Regions from separate parts of the Homo sapiens genome. Here region 1 is linked to region 2. Evidence: chromatin loops called from intact Hi-C (ENCODE). Cell type or tissue: endothelial cell of umbilical vein. All regions are shown on one strand. Each heading gives the region's core, and the rest is flanking DNA. Links, peaks and the distances in the headings are about the cores only.

Region 1 (8,000 bases), core at 1-8,000, 130 kb before region 2:
GCCTCTGCTCAAGTCATCCTGTTAATAATGGCCATAGGGAAGCAGTAAAGAATACCATTTACCTGGACACTCGCCAAGCCTGCAATTTTCCAGTGTGCCTTGACTTAACTTTACACGGCAGCAATCATTTCAAGAATATACAATCCCAAGAATAAAAAAATACCAATACCTCAGTGATAAGCACCAGTGCCTGGTCTATCTAGTGTAGCATTTGCTTAGAGAGAAGAAACGAACATCAAAAACCATGTTGGTGAATATCTGAGCTTGTCATGACTTAACAGATAGTGCATGTCATCTTAGAAACTAAGGAAAGTGATTATAACTGTCACAAATGAAAAAAGTCATTGGAAAATATTTGAGTTGACTACATCAAGTAGTGAGTATCTGTTATTTTCTTGCCCAGCATCCCTTCACTTTCTTTTGGGGACCACCCCTCTTGTATTGCACAAAACTGGCATTTCACGGAAGGTATTTTACTTTCTTCAGGACCAAGGAATGGGCTCAGAGTGCAACCTTACCCAGACTTTAACTTAAGGAGTATCTTAGGCAGAGCAAAGAGGGGATGAAAAGTTTCTCCCTAGACCTCAGAGCCTCCTGTTCCTGCACTTCCCAAGGCCTAGATGTTCAGCTTTTCCTTGGAGTCTGTGTGAAATATCAGTAGCTCATTTTTTCCTCTTTTTGCTTAAGTTAACCAGAATAAGGATGCCTAATTAAACTACTTCATAATAACAGTGTTATACTTATCACAGTTAAGTGGTTGCATAAAGCATGAAGAACAAAATTAAGTGGAATAATTATTTTGTATTTTAACTACAAATGAATAATTTATGGACAATATTTTATCATGTAAGAACATTATCAGCTACAGTTTTAAAACAGGATTTGTGGAGATGTTACATTATTAATTTACTTTCATGAAAACCTATAAAAGAGCACAATAAAAAAATTAAAACAAAAATATTATTCATTGCTCAGGTCTACAGATAAACAAAGATGTCTTCTTTCATTCTGTGCTTTAATTGTCAGGTTCTATAAAAATGTGTTTCCTCCACCACTGCCTCAAAAATTGAAGGGAGAGAATTAACCTCTCTGTCTCTCCAGATCTTTCATGCAATTCAAATTTACACTTAGTTTTGTTTCCATTTTTAACCTACCAAAAGGTAGCTAAGTTATAATATTTGTCTTTATTAGTAAATAATCTATGTATTTTACATGAAAGAAGCAAAGCAAAATAAGATCTATTTTAAAACATATTTGTTTATTTAAATAGTTGTTTCAGAAAATTTTTACTTAAATATCTTTACATGTACTATAAATGTCAAAATTCCTATGAAAGATCAGAATACCTACTTATATTTTTAGCAGATAATTTTATTAGAAATACAATTAAACTATGATTATATAAACCTTAAAAATGCAATGTGCTTTAGTTTACTGAGTGTTCTCAAGTGGGTTATTTCATTTAAGCCTTATGACCATGTGAATGGGAGTCAGAGAGTTATAGCCCCATCTTACAGATAAGGAAAGGGAAGTTTAACGAAGGTAAGTGGCTTACCCAAGGTAAGTGAAGCCAAGACTCAGATGCAGATATTCTACCTCCCAGGCTATGGTTTCTTTCCATTCTCTTATACTACAAAGTAATCTGAGGTTTTATTTTCCTAGAGTTGCATTAACCTCTTAGTGTAAATATCAGTGAGATAGAAGCAAACCAAGCACATGGAATGACACAAGATCCCTGGGCAGTTTCCAGAAATCGCAAGTTACTGGTGCTTATTGCCTTTCTATCAGGAACTGAAGTGTCTTTCACTTCACATAGTTGATTATTCTCTAGGATACTCCAATAATGTATATCCCATTTCAATGAGAGCCAACAAATCTGAATATGCATTTGCATCATCACCAGCACTTAATATTGAAAAATAACACTAAATATGATTTGTTGTGTGGGTTAAAATGACATTAAAGTCCTTCTCTTCATCAGTAAAAAAAAAATTTTTTTTTTTTTTGAGATGGAGTTTTGCTCTTGTTGCCCAGGCTGGAGTGCAATGGCACGATCTCGGCTCACCACAACCTCCGCCTCCCAGGTTCAAGTGATTCTCCTGCCTCAGCCTCCCGAGTAGCTGGGATTACAGGCATGCACCACCACACCTGGCTAATTTTGTATTTTAGTAGAGATGAGGTTTCTCCATGTTGGTCAGGCTGGTCTCGAACTCCCGACCTCAGGTTATCCACCCACCTCAGCTTCCCAAAGTGCTGGAATTACAGGCATGAGAAGGCATTTTTCTAGAAGCGATGTTGGATTTGCATTGATTTATCATCACTCTTGTCCAAAAGCCCTTGTGACTAGTGCAAACAATAACATGCTGACTAAATTAAGTAATTAAGTATATTATTTTAATATACTTTGGTCAACTCTATCAGTTAAAAATTGGAGGCTTTTGACCCTATCTTTAATATTTTTATTATATAAATTTATTTATATTTATTAATCCTGTCTTTGCATCTGTTTCTCTGAGATCCTGGAGAATTAAAGGATCACAGAGAGCCTTTATACCTTATATGGTATATAGTTATATCATGTAAATAGTATAATTACTTTGAATTTTAACTATAACATCCTTTGAGATCTTATAGTTAAAATACAAAATAATTATACCATTTTATTTCATTCTTCATGCTTTGATGCCATGGAGCATCAAAGTGTCAAGTGGTTCCCTAGGACACATGAGCTTTTCCACACCATGCACTAATTAGCAAAGCTCAAAGAGACCCGGACCTGAGTTTAAGATTTCAAAATCTAATTTAATGCATAAGAACCAAATAGTAGATCACCCAGATATTAGAAAATAAGATCAATGTCTCCACTTGCTCATTTTTCATAAAAGTTCCAGAAGGGAAATTGTGTTAGCCCAGGACCTCAGAGAAACAGATACAAAGACAGGATTAAATATGTCAGGATTTTAATAGTGGGAAATGCCTGTGTAAAAAGAAATAAAGAAGGAGCTAGGAAAGGCTGGGACAGCTGTCGGACTGCATCCAAGTCTGACCCCAGGATGAGGGAGAGAAGGTTGAATGGAAGAATCCTACACTACTCTGCAGTCTAAGGATTGTTTGTCAAAGCCATGGGGAAGTACTCCAGCCTAAGCGGTGGACAAAGGAGCCCCACCTGTCTTCCGGGACTAAGACGGCCTCAGTATCGCCACAGCATTCAGTCAGTCCATTGGTAACAGCAATGAATGGGAGGTGTGGCTGACTTCAAAGCACAGCAGCTGGGTGCTCTGTCTGTGAGGTGCATTTTCATGCCTGCCAAAGATAGGATGAAGGGAAGGTGCATGAGAGAAGTTTCTCTAAAATCTTTTAAAATGTTAAAGGAAACATTTTTTATCAGACATACATTAATTACTTCATAAAAGAACTAAGTCCCTGTAATTTTGGAACAATATCAATAGCATTACTATAAACAGAAAATCGAGAAAAGCATTTTGAATTTCAATTTTTAGAAAATGTAAAATCATCAAATCATTTTAAAAAGTCTATAGTTTCATTCAACACCAGGTGGAGCCCTTTTGCTTTTCAAAACTAAAAGAGGAAACTTCTTAATTTAATACAGGCTTAGGCTGATTATTTCACAACTCTTAAGTCATCATTTTAAATCATTTTAAGACTTTTGCATTATATTTATCACCATTGTAAACCTGATTTTTTTCCAAATACCATGGACTAGCTAAAACTGCAATGTTAATATAAAGCAACCAATTCCAATATTGTTAAATATCTAAAATAAAGTTTTTAATAATATTGTTTTAAACATTTGTATACTTTTAAAGGAAAGAGTAAAATGTGATTTAAATTTCATATTCAATACTTAAACAAATTGAACTACTTAAAATGCTCTCCCGAATCTCTAACTTGCTACGTCATCATTCTTTTTATCCAAAATACCTTCTCTATAGAAAATGTATTGCTTTAAAACAGGTTTCAGTTAGCAAGCAATGAGTTTCTGAAAATATATATATTTAAAAAGCAAAAAAAAATTAAGTTTAAAAAACACGTTTCAGGTTATAAAGTATAATATTTTTAATATCTGTCCTGTGCCAATCAGAAAGTATAGGATAAAAATAACAATGTTTATAAAGTAGACATGCTTTTTCCAAGTAAATTGTAACAGCAAGGAGGCATTATTTATTCTGTGTCTATGCTTCAGAATTCTGTCCTTCTCATTGCAGGGAAATAGAAACAGATAAATATAAATATATTTTTGTAATAAAAATGTTAATGATAGGGTTAAAAGCCCCCAATTTTTAACTGACAGAGTTGACAACAGTATATTAAAAGTGTATATTTAATGGCATAGTTCGTATACATTTTTATTTATTCATCCATCCAAGAAATACTTACAGAGATCTTGCTATATGCTGAAGAGACAGGAATAAATAAGACATTCATAGTACCTGCCCTTGAAAGTTCAGAAGGCATTCAATGAAGCAAGCATTATAATAAAAGCTATTGTAATTAAGGAAATACACAGTACTCTGGAAGCACCCAGCAAGGGAACCTAAGGGCTAACCTAATCTGGGGACACGGAAGACCTTCCAAAGAATTGAAATTTAAGCTGAGACTCCTCAGTAGGAGAGAATGAGGCAAAGAACAAAAGGCAGGGTTGGGGTTTTTATGCTTATTTTATTTTTATTGACATATAATAATTTTACATAGTTAATAGGGTACCACACGATATTTAGATACATGTATATATTGTGTAACCATCAAATCAGGATAAAAGGTAGGGTGTTTAATGTGAGCAAACAGGTTTTAAAAGGCCTTTGGGTGAGATAAAGTAGGTCAAATTCTAGAAGGTAAAACCATTTCAACATAGCTAAAACACAGAGCTCTAGAGGAAGGGTGAAAATAGAAGACCTGAAGAGATTTGTGAGAACCAAATTGTGGAGGCTCTTTCAACAGAATCAGGAAATTTGGATTTTATCCAAAAACAATGGAAAGCATAAATCAAGGTTCTGAGTTAAAACATGAAAGAAAGCATGTGATAACCAGATTTAGAAGTGTTTAGTGTCTACAAGAGCAGTATATTTGATGAATCATCAGTACCTCTACCAAAGTAAACTACTTACTTAGACATGATAATTTCAGCTTTTCTTATCCATTAGAATAGTAGCATTGAAATACAAGCTCAGTTTATATAATGATTGTTGATTTCAATGACATTTTTACCATCATACCTCTTGAAAAGTTATACTGACTTTCACATTATCTGGGTTTTTTTTTTTCTTGTTATAATTACCTTTCCCAAAAAAACATGCTAAGTAGATTTACTGTAAAAACTGATATTTCAATATTACAATTTTAGAAAAAGTCACCATTTTACTCAATACATTTCTAGTCAGGAAATTTCAAAATGGAGCAAATTTGAATTGAGTTCCACGTCTGGATGGTCCAAAAATATTTTTCTGTGTGGACCTATGCCAACAGATCTATGCTCTGCAGTTTGCGCTACACATTAGCTGTTTCCGTGTGTTTCAAAGCACTGTAATGTCTACCCTGTATTTTTCTTTGAAGGCGGCCTTAACTGTTATAAACTTTATTTTTTATTTATTTATTTATTTATTTATTTATTTATTTATTTATTTTGAGACGGAGTCTCGCACCGTCGCCCAGGCTGGAGTGCAGTGGCGCGATCTTGGCTCACTGCAAGCTCCGCCTCGCGGGTTCACGCCATTGTCCCGCCTCAGCCTCCCGAGTAGCTGGAACTGCACGGGGTTTCACCATGTTAGCCAGGATGGTCTGGGATCTCCTGACCTCGTGATCCGCCCACCTCGGCCTCCCAAAGTGCTGGAATTACAGGCGTGAGCCACCGCGCCCGGCCTATAAACTTTATTTTTAAGTGTAATTTGAGTGCAAATAATTGTGATCTCCCTAAAGTCAAAAAAATTGATGAAGATCATGCAGAAAAAAAGAATGCACCTTTCAAAGAATGACTCCCCAACCCCCCACATCCTCCTTCGCCACCCACTATGAAGCCATTTCTTCCTCCTTTGGAGAATATAATAAATCTTCATCATGTTACATTTTATGTATGACCTGTTTATTTACTTTCAAGTTGTTTTTATTACTTATATTTATATTATTCAAATGATCTTTTTTCTATCTGTGAAAAGTGTTTGGTTATCTTGGGTTGAGACGGCATACACTGTAATTTTCCTGTTAAGTTTCACAGAAAGAAATTTTTTAAAAATTTAAATTTATGCCATAATTTTAAGGCATATCATTAAAGAGTATTTATTTATCTGTCTCTTTTTTAACTGCCTGCTCCTGTCTTTTCATTTTTCTTTTGGGGTTTTAGTCTCTTTTCACTCCTTAATTTTTTAAACTAAAAAAAGTGTTATTTAGCTATAATTGACATACAATAAGTGGCACACATTTAAAATATTTAACTTGATGAGCTTTGACATATGCATATGTATAACAATCACACCGATTTCCCCCCACATGAAAAGATGCATAATTTCACATATAATTAGAAATGCCAAATACTAACACAATTTTTCACGTTTTAGATAGGCAAAAATTCAGGAGCTTTTCCATACACACCATTAAGGAGAAATGAACAGGGCACTCTCAAACTTTTTACATGGCACTACAAGATGATGTAATCTATTAGGAGGGTATTAGCAAATTGCATGTGCATTTATTCTTTGTTCCAGCATTTTTACTTCTAGGAATTTACCCTGAAGGTATACCTCACCCAAAACAAAAGGTTATTCAATATGGCATTACTGATAATAGTAAAATATTAGGAACGATCAAAATGCCCATGCATAGGAACCTGGTTGAATAAACAAGATGCAGTATTATGCAGGTCTAAAATTGAACAAAGAGCTGGGACTCCCTCCCTCACAAGGTGCACAGAAATGTGAGAGACCTGCACAGAACTGTCTCTCTCCCAACACCCAGATCTTGGTGTCTAAATACCACCCCTTACTTTTAAATAAATACACAAATAATTTTTAAAATGAATTTCTTTGATAAACAGTTGATTATAAATTTGGAGCAAGGAAAGTTCAAGGTGAATTTGAAATATTGTACTGTGTTGGAAAGCAAAAGAATCCTGAAAAATTGATGGAGATGTTCAAAGGAACACTGGAGTCAGAACAATACCAAATTGGTAACATAATCAGAAAAAAAAGAGAATTGAAGTATCTTTATAGTACAGTAATGTGACTGCATCTTGGGTGTGATATACTGTAAGGACAAAAAAAACTGCAAACAACTACTGAACTTATAATGACTTTAGCATAATAATTCTAATCCCAATTTATATGAAAGGCAGGAAAGAGCAATTGTGTGAATATATTGATATTCTTAGGAACTGGGGCTCTCTCTGTTGGAGAAGGGAGATGTAAATATGGATTAGGGGAAGGAGAGGAAGAACTTAATGGCATTGTTTTGAAATAGGAGTTGTTAGTATCAACTTGTGATTTTTTAAAAATATATTCCTAGTTTTCTCCATTGAAAAGGCATGGAAGCAATGATACATCAGTAGCAGTAAACACACCCATTCCCCAGTGTCAAGAATACAGAGTCTGAGATTTTATCCTACTTGAAACCTGACAAGCTAGCCTGCCAGTTTCATGAATGCCAGCAGAACACAAGAAACTCCTGGGTCAGCAACAAAGGACTTTATTATTCGTGGAAATAGAGTTCCCAGAGTACAGCATTTGCTCCTGTTCTCCAACCTCAATTCCCACAGAGCAACGTGAAAAGAACCAAGTGACGTCTGCACACGCAATGGGTTCTGTTATAGGAAAAAAACCCTGAACTTAGCCGAATCTTGTAGAATGGGAAGGCTGTCTGACATTTGCCCCAGAGAGAGACATTATCTTGATTACACTGGACAGTAAACAAACCTGGCCTTTGTTATGGAGAAAGACATTATCTCTATCTTCCAAGGCTGTTCACTTCACAAACACCCTGGAAAAAGGAGTCCA
Region 2 (11,056 bases), core at 3,057-11,056:
CAAAACTAACTGCAAAACACTGGGTGTACCATTTGAGTCATTTGGTCTTAAAAGAAACACTATTATCACTGTGTCACAGTTTGAGAGATTTTCACTTAAGCATTTAAGTTGCAAACCACTACATATTTGTCCCATTAGTGACTAGTGGGCCTTAATTTTGGCATTCAAATTAGGGTAAAAAACCTTGGTTCTTGAAATGCTACAGAAAATAGCTTGAGGCCAGGCACAGTTGCTCACACCTGTAACTCCAGCACTTTGGAAGGCTGAGGCAGGCAGATCACTTGAGGTCAGGCGTTTGAGACCAGGCTGGTCAACATGGTGAAACCCTGTCTCTACTAAAAATACTAAAAAAAAAAAAAAAAAAAAAAAAATTAGCCGGGCATGGTGGCAGGTGCCTGAAGTCCCAGCTACTTGGGAGGCTGAGGCAGGAGAATCACTTGAACCCAGGAAGCAGAGGCTGCAGTGAGCCTAGCTCGTGCCACTGCCACTCCAGCCTGGGCAACAGAACGAGGCTCTGTTTAAAAAACAAAAAAGCTTGAAATACCTTCCCCTTAAGATCACAATATTGTCATATGCTACCATTTGACTCACAACTGCTGTCTTAGGACTGCTTATTTACATATATATGTATTAAGACACTTTGGTTAAAACAATTTATTAAATGTCTTAAATTTCTGGATATGTCCCTGAAAATACCATGAACTACTTCTAATACTGATAATTATGAATAAACGTAGCTGTTGATCACCTCAGGTTTTCATACAAACTGAACTAAGGTAGGGTTTTATCATAGGGGACTTTTTGTTTCATTTAATGAAATTTTGATGTGTTGAACTGCTTTCCTGGTGTCAGAGAAACATGAGACCATCGCTCAATAATGGAAATAAAAAGGCAGAGCAGACTACTGATCTTAATAAAAGGAAAATTATTTGCTGTATCGTAGATGTGCACTGTAATTTCCATGTTAAAGAGGCACTGCATTTTTAAGAAATAAAATCACACATCTTATTTTTTCATTTCTAAATGGATATTGAACTAAGCTCTGAAGGCAAACTTAGCTGCCTATTTTTCCAAATATGTTCAGAATCACATCTGAAACATCAAACTGATTATCAGACAATAAAGTGCCTGTTACTTTATTAAATAAAGGGGGACAGGATGACAGTGCAGATATCCTAGAAATATGCTTTAGAAGACATAGAAACGTTGTTAAATTGGATTTTATTAGTATGCAAATGTTCCCTTCCACCAACAACTATTAATGTGAAAAACTATATATAGCTAGCATTTTTTAAAATATCAAATACTGTCTCATTATCATATGTTTAGCCCCCCCAAAATTACATTTTAGACTCTTACTTTCTCTCCCTCTCCCCTTTCTTTAGCTCTTGTTTGTGTCTTGCCAAAGAAGTGTACCTAGTAAGGGAATGTTTCTTATTTGTGCCAAGGGACTATTGATGATGCTGTATAATGGCAAGATAGCATTTTGTAATACCTGCTTTTTTATATTTCTAATACAAATGGGCAAAGCTGTGAAACCAATTTACTAGGTTTTTCTGCTTTGGACATAATTGTATGTGTTAATTCTCTCTAAACAGTGCCTGGCACATATTACATGCTATAAAAGTGTTAGCTACTACTGCTACCATTTATTATTATCATTATTAAATATCCATTGGTTGAAAAACCAAGTAGTCAGCTAAATCATACCTGCTACTGTACAAAATGTAGGGGAAAAGCTGAGAAAAATCATTTATCAATAAACAGTTTTCAGAACAAGAATTTATACTTTGGATATTTTTAAATTGTTAAATGTTATTGAAACTTTATGCACCAAAACTGTATGAAATAATTTAATTTTGCAGTTGTGTTTCTATATTCTATGTAATTAAAGCTACTTTTATACTATATTGATAGTTTTAAATAAAACTGGTTTGGAGGTTTGTTTGCAGTTGTATTGCCTTTTTCATGCATTCATCCAACATGTATTTATTGCATTTCTACCCTGTGCCAAGCGCTGATGTGGAGGCAGAGGCTATAGCAATGAATAAAACAGCTAAAAATTCCTGCCCTCATGGAGTTTATGTTCCAATGGGAGAGGCATACCACAGACAAGATAAATAAGTAAAATATGTAAATGCTGAGAGAAAAAATCGTAAAGCAAGAGAAGGGGATGTAAGATGTGGCAGACAGGGTGACCAAGGAAAGGGATGCTGAGCTGACTGCAGACCTGAAGTGAGGAAACTAATCATGCTGATTTCTCCGGAGAGCAAAGTGAACAGAACAAAGATCCAGAAACTCTACTTTTAATGTTAACATAAATCACTAGAATTTTTTTCCTTCCCTAATCAGTAAGTAAAATCAATGCAGTAAATTACTCAGTTTCAGCTCCGACCTATTGAAGAGTTGATTTAGTGCTTTTAATAAGGTTAAAAAGCTACTGGGCGCGGTGACTCACTACTGTAATCCCAGCACTTTGAAAGGCTGAGGCGGAAGAACTGCTTGAGTCCATGAGTTCAAGACAAGCTTGGGCTTGTCTTGATATGGAGACCCCATCTCCACAAAAAATTTTTAAAATTAGCTGGATATGGTGGTCTTTGCCTGTAGTCCTAGCTACTTGGGAGGCTGAGGTGGGAGAATTACATGAGCCCAGGAGTTCAAGGCTTCAGTGTGCCATGATCTTGCCACTGCATTCCAGTCTGGGTGCAGAGTGAGACCCTGTCTCAACAAAAAGTTTTTTAAAAGGTTAACAAAGCTACATTTTTAAGTTGACACTTTCACTTTTGTCTGTCTTCTATCAATGAATACATGTCAGAAATAAGCTTGATATCATAAAGGAATATGATGTAAACATTGTCAGCTATCAAATCAAATGTTAGAGGAGGGTAGAAAGAGAAAGTTGCCCTGGGGAGCAGCAGAACACTTCCTTTCTGTCCTCAGAGATGGTTCCCTTACCTTTCTTGGATCTTAAAAAGACACTCTTACCTGTAGTGATTCAAGTAATTTCCCCCTTAAATTTCTCCGTATGTGCCTGCTAATGCTTCAAATTCCCTTGAAGGAGAACGAAACCTTTCATTTTTCAGATGTTTGCTAATAAAAAGCCAATTGTTTATTGAATTTACAATGAATTTGACAAAGGATTTTGAAGTCAATGCAATGGAAAGACTTTCAATTTTGTTTAAGCTTAAGAATTAATTAATTAATGCTTTAGACACATTAATCTGGCTGCTGCATGTGAAAGAGAGAAACAGAGATTCGAGTTGGAAAACCCAGTTAAGAGTTGAATAAGCCGGTCGGGCGTGGTGGCTCATGCCTGTAATCCCAGCACTTTGGGAGGCCAAGGCGGGTGGATCACTTGAGGTCAGGAGTTTGAGACCAGCCTGGCCAACATGGTGAAACCCTGTCTCCACTAAAAATACAAAACTTAGCTGGGTGTTGTGGTGGATGCCTGTAATCCCAGCCATTTGGGAGGCGGAGGCAGGAGAATTGCTTGAAACCCGGGTTTCAGTGAGCCAATATTGCACCACTGCATTCCAGCCTGGGCAACAGAGCGAGACTCTGTCTCAAAAAAAAAGGTTGAATAAGCCACCATGGAAAGGAAGTAGCACCAAACATATGATATCAGTAGGACTTGCCAACTGATTTTATGTGAGGTAATCAAAATATTGACAACATTCCTGGTCTGGAATCCTTCTGACCTAAATGGTTTTTTACTAGTGACAAGTACTAGTAGAAGGGTTATAACACATAAGACAAAGGAAAAATTAGAACCTAACATTCAAAAAAAGCTAAAAACTCATTTCACATTTTATAGATGTGTTGTAAGGCTCTGCAGGTCCTACAGAGTAAGAGGTGATAAGATGGGATCTCCATTTATTTCAAAACACCAAACGAGCTGTAAAAAGGGATATATTAAATGCTACTATAGAAGGATCTCCACGATATATTAAGTGAAAAAAGTGAGGTGAAAGAAAAAGACAAATGTTATGTACAGGCTAGACGTACCTCTACTGAGTATTTTTGCCGAAAGAAGTCAAACCTGAATCTGCCAACCTCCTCTAAATGAGTTCTCAAAGTGCAGTTTAGAAAACCCCTCTGTGTCACGGAGACAGGAACACCATGAAGTCAAAGGTATTTTCTTAAATGATACTATTATTTGCCTTTTTCACTTTCATTCTGTCCTGAATAAACAGTGGAGTTTTCCAGTGGCTACATGTATGATATCACAACAGACTGAATGCAAAAGCAGTAATGTGAATCTAGCTGTCTTTTATTAAATCAGACATTAGAGATTCAAAAATATAAAACAATACTATTTTTCTACTACATTTTTTATTTAAAAGTCGTACTTATGCTATCCTGTAATGGATTATTTTTATTTTAAATGAATTAAATATTTTTAAATCGTGTTTTAATTTCTGAGTGGTAAATGCCAATATACATAATAAAAACGGAAGCTTCATTGTGTCTTCAATAATTTTTTTTAAGAGACAGGGTCCTGCTCTGTTGCCCAGGCTGGAGCACAGTGGTGAGATAATAACTCACTGCAGCCTACAACTCCAGGGCTCAAGCATTTCTCCTGTCTTAGCCTCCTAAGTAGCTATACTTAGGACTACAGGCTTGTGCAGCCACGCCCAGCTATTTTTTTTTTTGTAAAGGAGGGGTCTCACTATGTTGCCCAGGCTGGACTTGGCCCAAAGTTTTGGGATTACTGGTACCTGGCCTTCAATAATTTTTCAGAGTGAAAAAGAGGGGTCCTGCAATCGAAAAGTTTGTGAACTACTCTTCTAGATAGGTCATTGGCCCTCAACCCTAGAATTAGAATTACTTCAAACACTAGAATTACCTGGAGAATTTAAATACTGATGCCAGGCCTCACTTCTAGACGTTCTGATTTAATGTGCAGGGCCTAATCCCAAGCATCAATTTGAAAAACAAAACAAAACACCCCTCATCCCCTTGAATGTGCAGTCTGGATTGAGAACCACTGCTCTGGATATTATCAATTTAAATACAATATGAAAAAGAGGAACATGTATTATGCTATGGGGGCACAATCATCAAAACGACACAGAAAGTGACTAGACAAAGGATCCCTGCTTAATTAAAGGAACAGATTAAAGCAATTTCCAAGGGAATTTGAAGCATTAACAGGCACATAGGGTGAAATTTAAGGGGAACATCACTTGAATCACACAACAGGTAAGACTGTCTTTTTTAAGATGCCAAGAAAGGTCAAAGGAACCATCTCTGGTCAAAAAAAACGTAACGGATTAAAGCGATTAAGAAAGTGAAGGGGGTAACACTAGGAACTAAAACTAAATTCTGTTAATCTCACACCGCTGGTTTACTGCTCTGGCCTAGTCTCAGCTACTAAATTTCTTCACACAGAACTGGCTCTCCTCGGCCCCTCCCCTCGCCTTTCCTGCTCAATGCTCACCGCCTCCGGACCCCTCCCTCATCAGAAAGCCCAGGCTCCGCTCGTAGAAGTGCGCAGGCGTCACCGCGCATCCAGGAGCCACGTGTCAGGAGTCACGTGTCAGGTGTCACGTGTCAGGCGTCACGTGGCTGGAGGCCGTTGGAGCGCCTGCGCAGCTTTTCCGCACGCGCCTCGCCGGCGCGCGGCTCTCTCAGCGTCCCAAGAGCCACTTTCTCGCCAGTACGATGCTGCAGCGGTTTTCCGGTTTTCCGCTTCCCTTCATCGTAGCTCCCGTACTCATTTTTAGCCACTGCTGCCGGTTTTTATATCCTTCTCCATCATGCATCGTGAGCCTGCGAAAAAGAAGGCAGAAAAGCGGCTGTTTGACGCCTCATCCTTCGGGAAGGACCTTCTGGCCGGCGGAGTCGCGGCAGCTGTGTCCAAGACAGCGGTGGCGCCCATCGAGCGGGTGAAGCTGCTGCTGCAGGTGCAGGCGTCGTCGAAGCAGATCAGCCCCGAGGCGCGGTACAAAGGCATGGTGGACTGCCTGGTGCGGATTCCTCGCGAGCAGGGTGCGTCAAGGCAGGCCGCCCCGACAGCCTCTCCCGGCGCCCTCGTCAGCTTCCCAGAGAAGAGGGTGGCTGGGAGGGGCATGATTGTGGGCCCCACAACCACAGCTACAGCTGTCGGTGATGAATTTGCTTCTTACCCTTCCAGAATTTAGTTTCTGAACCTAACAGGCTCTGCTTTTCCAGGGCCGCGTTGGTCCTGACCAAGTCCTGGTACCGGGGAGACCACTGCCTTCTCTTTCTCTAAATCTGCAGTGCGATTTACACCTTGGTGCACCTGTGCCAGGTCCAGAAGGAGAGTGGTTGACCTCCCAGGATTGAGGGAGATGCCATTAGGCACTCTGCTATAACTAGTGCTCTAAGTTGCTTAAATATTTGTTGGTATAATCACCCCACTATGCTCCAGCATGGGCGACAGAGGAGACCTTGAGTCAAAATCTATATGTATATTTGTTGAAATAGTATGTCTAAGAGAAGTACAAATATGGGAGCACTAGGGCTTACCAGTACTCTGAAACCTATTAGTGAAAAGAGGTTCTGCTTATTCTACTGAAGACCAAGGGGGTACTTCGTTCTGCCCAAAATTCAAGGGGGCCCTAAAAAAAAAAAACCCAACCCTCAGTCATCAAGATAAAAAGTATTTTAAGGCCAGGCGCGGTGGCTCACGCCTATAATCCTAGCACTTTGGAAGGCCGAGGCGGGCGGATCACTTGAGCTCGAGCTCAGGAGTTCTAGACAAGCCTGACTAACATGGCGAAACCCAGTCTATGCTAAATATACAAAAATTAGCCGGGCGTGGTGGCGCACGCCTGCAGTCCCAGCTACTTGCGGGACCCTGATGCGGGGATTTCAGGGAGCCCAGATCGCGCCACCGCACTCCAGCCTGGATGAAGGAGTGAGACCCTGTCTCAAAAAAACAAACAAAACTTTAGGGTCCTTCCGTTTCCGAAGCCCCTCTCTTTCAACTAGAGAGAGAGCTGTTCTCCTTTCTCTTTATTTTTTCTATTAAACCTCCACTCCTAAAAACAGGAAAAAAAAAAAACTTTAAACTATTTTAATGCAATCTTTTAAAAATCAAGTCATGCAAAAGAATTCATAACAAACACAATATATACAAGTTTAAAATAAAGATGGGATCAGTATTACCAGTTTTTCTTTTTGCATCAAGCACTGTCCTTATTTAAAATTTCATTTTTGTTCATCATTGATTTTTTCTATTAATATTGGAATGATTTAAAGAAATAACGAAAGTGCTTTGTGAACCATTGCTGCAAAATGGCTCCCAAGTTAGCTAAAGGGATAAGTCTATCAGATATTTTATATAATCCACCCATATAGTTGGATTCAATAGAAAAATCTGTATGATCTTTTAAAAAGAAATAGACATTTATTGTGTATTCTCAAGAAATGAAGTGGCTTCAACTCCAGTGCAGACCTTTCTTTTAGTCCTGTTCTAGGGCCAGATACTGTCCCATTTAAAAAAGCACCTTGTACCCTAGGAATGCTAGGGATGTGGTTACAACTCTTCCAGACCTGTGGCGTGGAGTATATGGGGTCAGGGGTAGAAACTTAATGCATCATCTGGGAGCTAAGCTCAGGTCTTTCATAGTTTGCCTCTCTCCACTCATTCATTTAATTAAAGCAAGCTTCTCATTTCCCCCAAGATTTTTTCAGGAAAAGCAAGGAACCTGTCTCTTCTTCGTTTATATTCTAAGACTTCTGAAGAGAAGTAGGGGCCTCTCTATTATTAGCTTTTCTGCTTCAAATATTTTGTCAGGTAAAATGAAGTATTCTGGTCAGATAGGGCTGACTAGTGCTAATTTATTTCATATTTTAAATGTTTTTCACAATATTTAAACCTAAACGTATTCAATATGGCCCTTGTAAGTTGATATCATTCTCAGATGTATCCTGGTCCTTGCTTTAAGTTCCAAGATGAGAGGATCATAAGTAGAACTTGAAGATGTTTTCTATTATATATAAAGCTTTATGAAGGTACCATGGTGTATCCTATGCTAAGAGATCAGTAATTTACAAGGATACTATTGCCATCTAGAGGCAATTTCGGAAACTTGTGGGGCAATTTTTTTTTATTTAGCACAAAGATAGAGGGGTATAATCCTACTTTACAATGGTATGAAAGGCAAGGGCCAGGAATGTTAAACGTCCTGCTGCTATATGCAGGCCAGTCATACATGATGAAGATTTATCCCGCAACCTGAATGACTTTTAGATCTCCCCTTCGATTTTCGTGTAGCAGTGAAACCTGTTTATGTTTCTCTAAGCCTAGAAATAACTTAACTCTGATTTACTTATAAACACATTGTCTGGGGCATGATTTTAGTATACACTGATTCCAGTAATGCAGCTACCATATAAGGAAGTAGAAAAAAGATCGTACTTTCTTCTGTTCAGAAGTTTACTAAGAGTTCATCATTGCAGAAACTCATGTCAGCAACTCTGCTTATAGTATTTGGTCATCATTTATACAGGTTGAGTATCCGAAAAGCTTGGGACCAAAAGTTGTGGAATTTTTAATTTTTTCAGATTTTAGAATATTCTCATTATATTTACACATGAGCATCCCTAATCTAAAATCCAAAATGCTCTAATAAGCATTTCCTTTGCCCATGATGTCAGTGCTCAAAAAGTTTCAGATTTGGAGAATTTTGGATTTTTGGATTAGTGATGCTCAACCTGTGTCATCTGTATTTGTAGCTATTGAATCTATGATGATTGTATGTATACTTGTACACATATTTATTTGACGTATTTCAAAATGTCAATATGCAGTTAATTACAACTGAATCGTTATAAGTAGAGGCAAGCTTGACTATTATATTTTTGGTATGGTCATGACCTACCAACTTCCTTATTTTAAAACATAAATTTCTTGCAATTTGCCTTCTCTTTCTTTTTTGAAAGTCAAGACACATGCACATCTCAGGTGTCCTGAAGATTGTTTTTATGTTTTCTCTAATTTTATTCACAACTTTTCCTTTCTTTAGGCCATGTGAAATGAGCTGGAGAAAGAGATATGAACACAGAATGCACAACTAGATGCTCTCTAGTTTCTTACCTTATCTCTACTTTCTTTCCATTACAAGAATAGATCTCTGCATTCTTGCCTTGAATATAGCTTTAAATATCACTTTGAGTGTTTCTGACACTTTTTATAAGCTTTTCTTGGCTTATGAAAGCTTCTGGATTTATCCTTATGTTGTTCTTAAAGATTTATTATATTCTTTAGTTGGTTTTATCACCTGCCAACTTTGTATGTGTACTTTTATTTAACACTGTTTAAACCTTTATTATGCAAATAATGCATAATTATTGTAGAAAATTAGAAAATATAAAGAAGCAAAAAGTAACATCACTGCTAAAGTCACCACAATTAACATTTTGGTTTTTCACTGAGCAAAATATACATATGTAAATATGTGTTTAATCAAAGGAACTGTCTTATTAGTATATTGTAAATGTAGCCTTTTAAAGAACTGATTTTCTGGGTGTGGTGGCTCATGCCTGTAATGCCAGCACTTTGGGAGGCAGAGGTGGGCAGATCACTTGAGGCCAGGAGTTCAAGACCAGCCTGGCCAACATGGTGAAACCCCGTCTCTACTAAAAATACAAAAATTAGCTGGGCATGGTGGCGCACGCCTATAGTCCCAGCTACCTGGGAAGCTGAAACACAAGAATCACTTGAACCTGGGAAGCACAGGCTTCAGTGAGCCAAGATCGTGCCACTACACTCCATCCTGGGTACAGAGGAAGACTGTCTCAAAAAAAAAAAAAAAAAAAAAAAAAAGATCCGTACAGTCTCATTTTTACAAGCCTATCCAAACTCTTCTCTTTTAGGAGTTCCGTGTCACGAGTTTATCAGCTTTCATCTAAGCTTTTCCCAAACCCATTTTTCTGAAGACTTAGAACAGTGAGGTTTTTTAATATCCTAGGGTCCATCTTGAAGATGCTATTTTGGGGTATGGGAAGAAAATATTAGGTATTTTATTTATATGTACTTTAAGTAAAATACAAAAATAAATTTTACTGATATTTAATATATAAATTGGCATTGTCCCCTATGCTTGGGCCCAATGTCAGTTACATATCACGGGACATTAAGGGATCCTGAAAAAAAGAGTGGGAGTTACACAAGGTAGAGGGAATGACAAGCACCCTTCCTCAATAATATATTATTGTTTATGTTTGCCCAATTAACTGGATTTATAGATTCTATTATCAGGTTTTAACTAAATCCTCAAAACATGGACAAAACTTTGAAAAAGATTCTGCCGTGAAAACCAAATCAAGGGTAACACCAATATCAAATGATGAACCACAAGAAAAAGCTGATGCCATTTACTCCAAGAAATGGCGTATTATTTCATCATTCACATGACATTCAGTGTAGAAACAATGACAGTCTAATTGGACCTGAGACAAGAAGACTATTTGAAATATAGATTCCTATATACTATTCTTAAAAATGAACTTCACCCTAACAGTGCCTTGAGATAATAGTAAATGGTGGTGTGAAAGCATCATAATTAGCAAGATGTTTGAAAATATTGTTTTTCATCTTTTAAATAAATGTTTAACTTTGCTCTAATATCATCTAACATTCAAGTTTCCCTAACAACCCTATCTAAATAGCCTTTTATTATTCCCAATCTTCATATATTGTTTTTTTGTTTACAGTTTTTTATTGCTAACAGACATAGTTATTTGCTACCTGTCTCCCTGGTCCCTCCCTCTTAAGATGTAAGCTCCATAAGATCAGGAACATTGTTCCTAGTGCTGTCCCCAGTAGGCACAAAATGTCTGCTGTGGAGGAGGTACCAAATAAAAGTTTTTAAATGAAAAATCTTTATCTCATTCTTTAATTTATATTTTGAGTATGTTTTACAGATGTACATAATATGGTAGTATAGTTGCAAAGGTATATAATTTATTAATGTATACTATTTGGAAGTCATGCAGACTTTTTTTTTAATTGATAGGCATATCATCAAAACATGTTGAACCTCCCCTGCAAAAAAAAAAAAAAAATGTTGGTTTAGACTGTATA

Evidence for each region. Peaks named below come from ENCODE experiments on the same cell type or tissue, not always from the same donor. Only the 100,000 strongest peaks of a DNase experiment are listed, where the experiment ranks them.
Region 1: a loop joins it to region 2, with 17 times the contacts of the local background. A loop is called at or near these places in 96 of 110 quality-filtered maps.

Annotation. Positions count from the first base shown.
Region 1 is chr4:127,601,944-127,609,943 of GRCh38, forward strand. LOC105377412 (a long non-coding RNA gene) reads right to left here. Exons shown (of 3, transcript XR_939185.3): 3 at 2,944-3,303. Among named protein-coding and RNA genes, the nearest start is that of INTU, 27 kb to the right of the region's middle. RefSeq lists an enhancer at 2,728-3,551. In endothelial cell of umbilical vein, for the core only: CTCF peaks have their summits at 3,542 (motif pointing right) and 3,750; no DNase peak of the experiment used is centred there; H3K27me3 peaks cover 1,018 bases.
Region 2 is chr4:127,724,787-127,735,842 of GRCh38, forward strand. It overlaps SLC25A31 (solute carrier family 25 member 31), which reads left to right and starts at 5,614. Exons shown (of 6, transcript NM_031291.4): 1 at 5,614-5,991. The coding sequence starts at 5,760. INTU (inturned planar cell polarity protein) reads left to right here. Exons shown (of 16, transcript NM_015693.4): 16 at 1-1,951. RefSeq lists a silencer at 5,334-5,491. In endothelial cell of umbilical vein, for the core only: a CTCF peak has its summit at 8,043 (motif pointing left); a DNase peak (open chromatin) is centred at 8,035.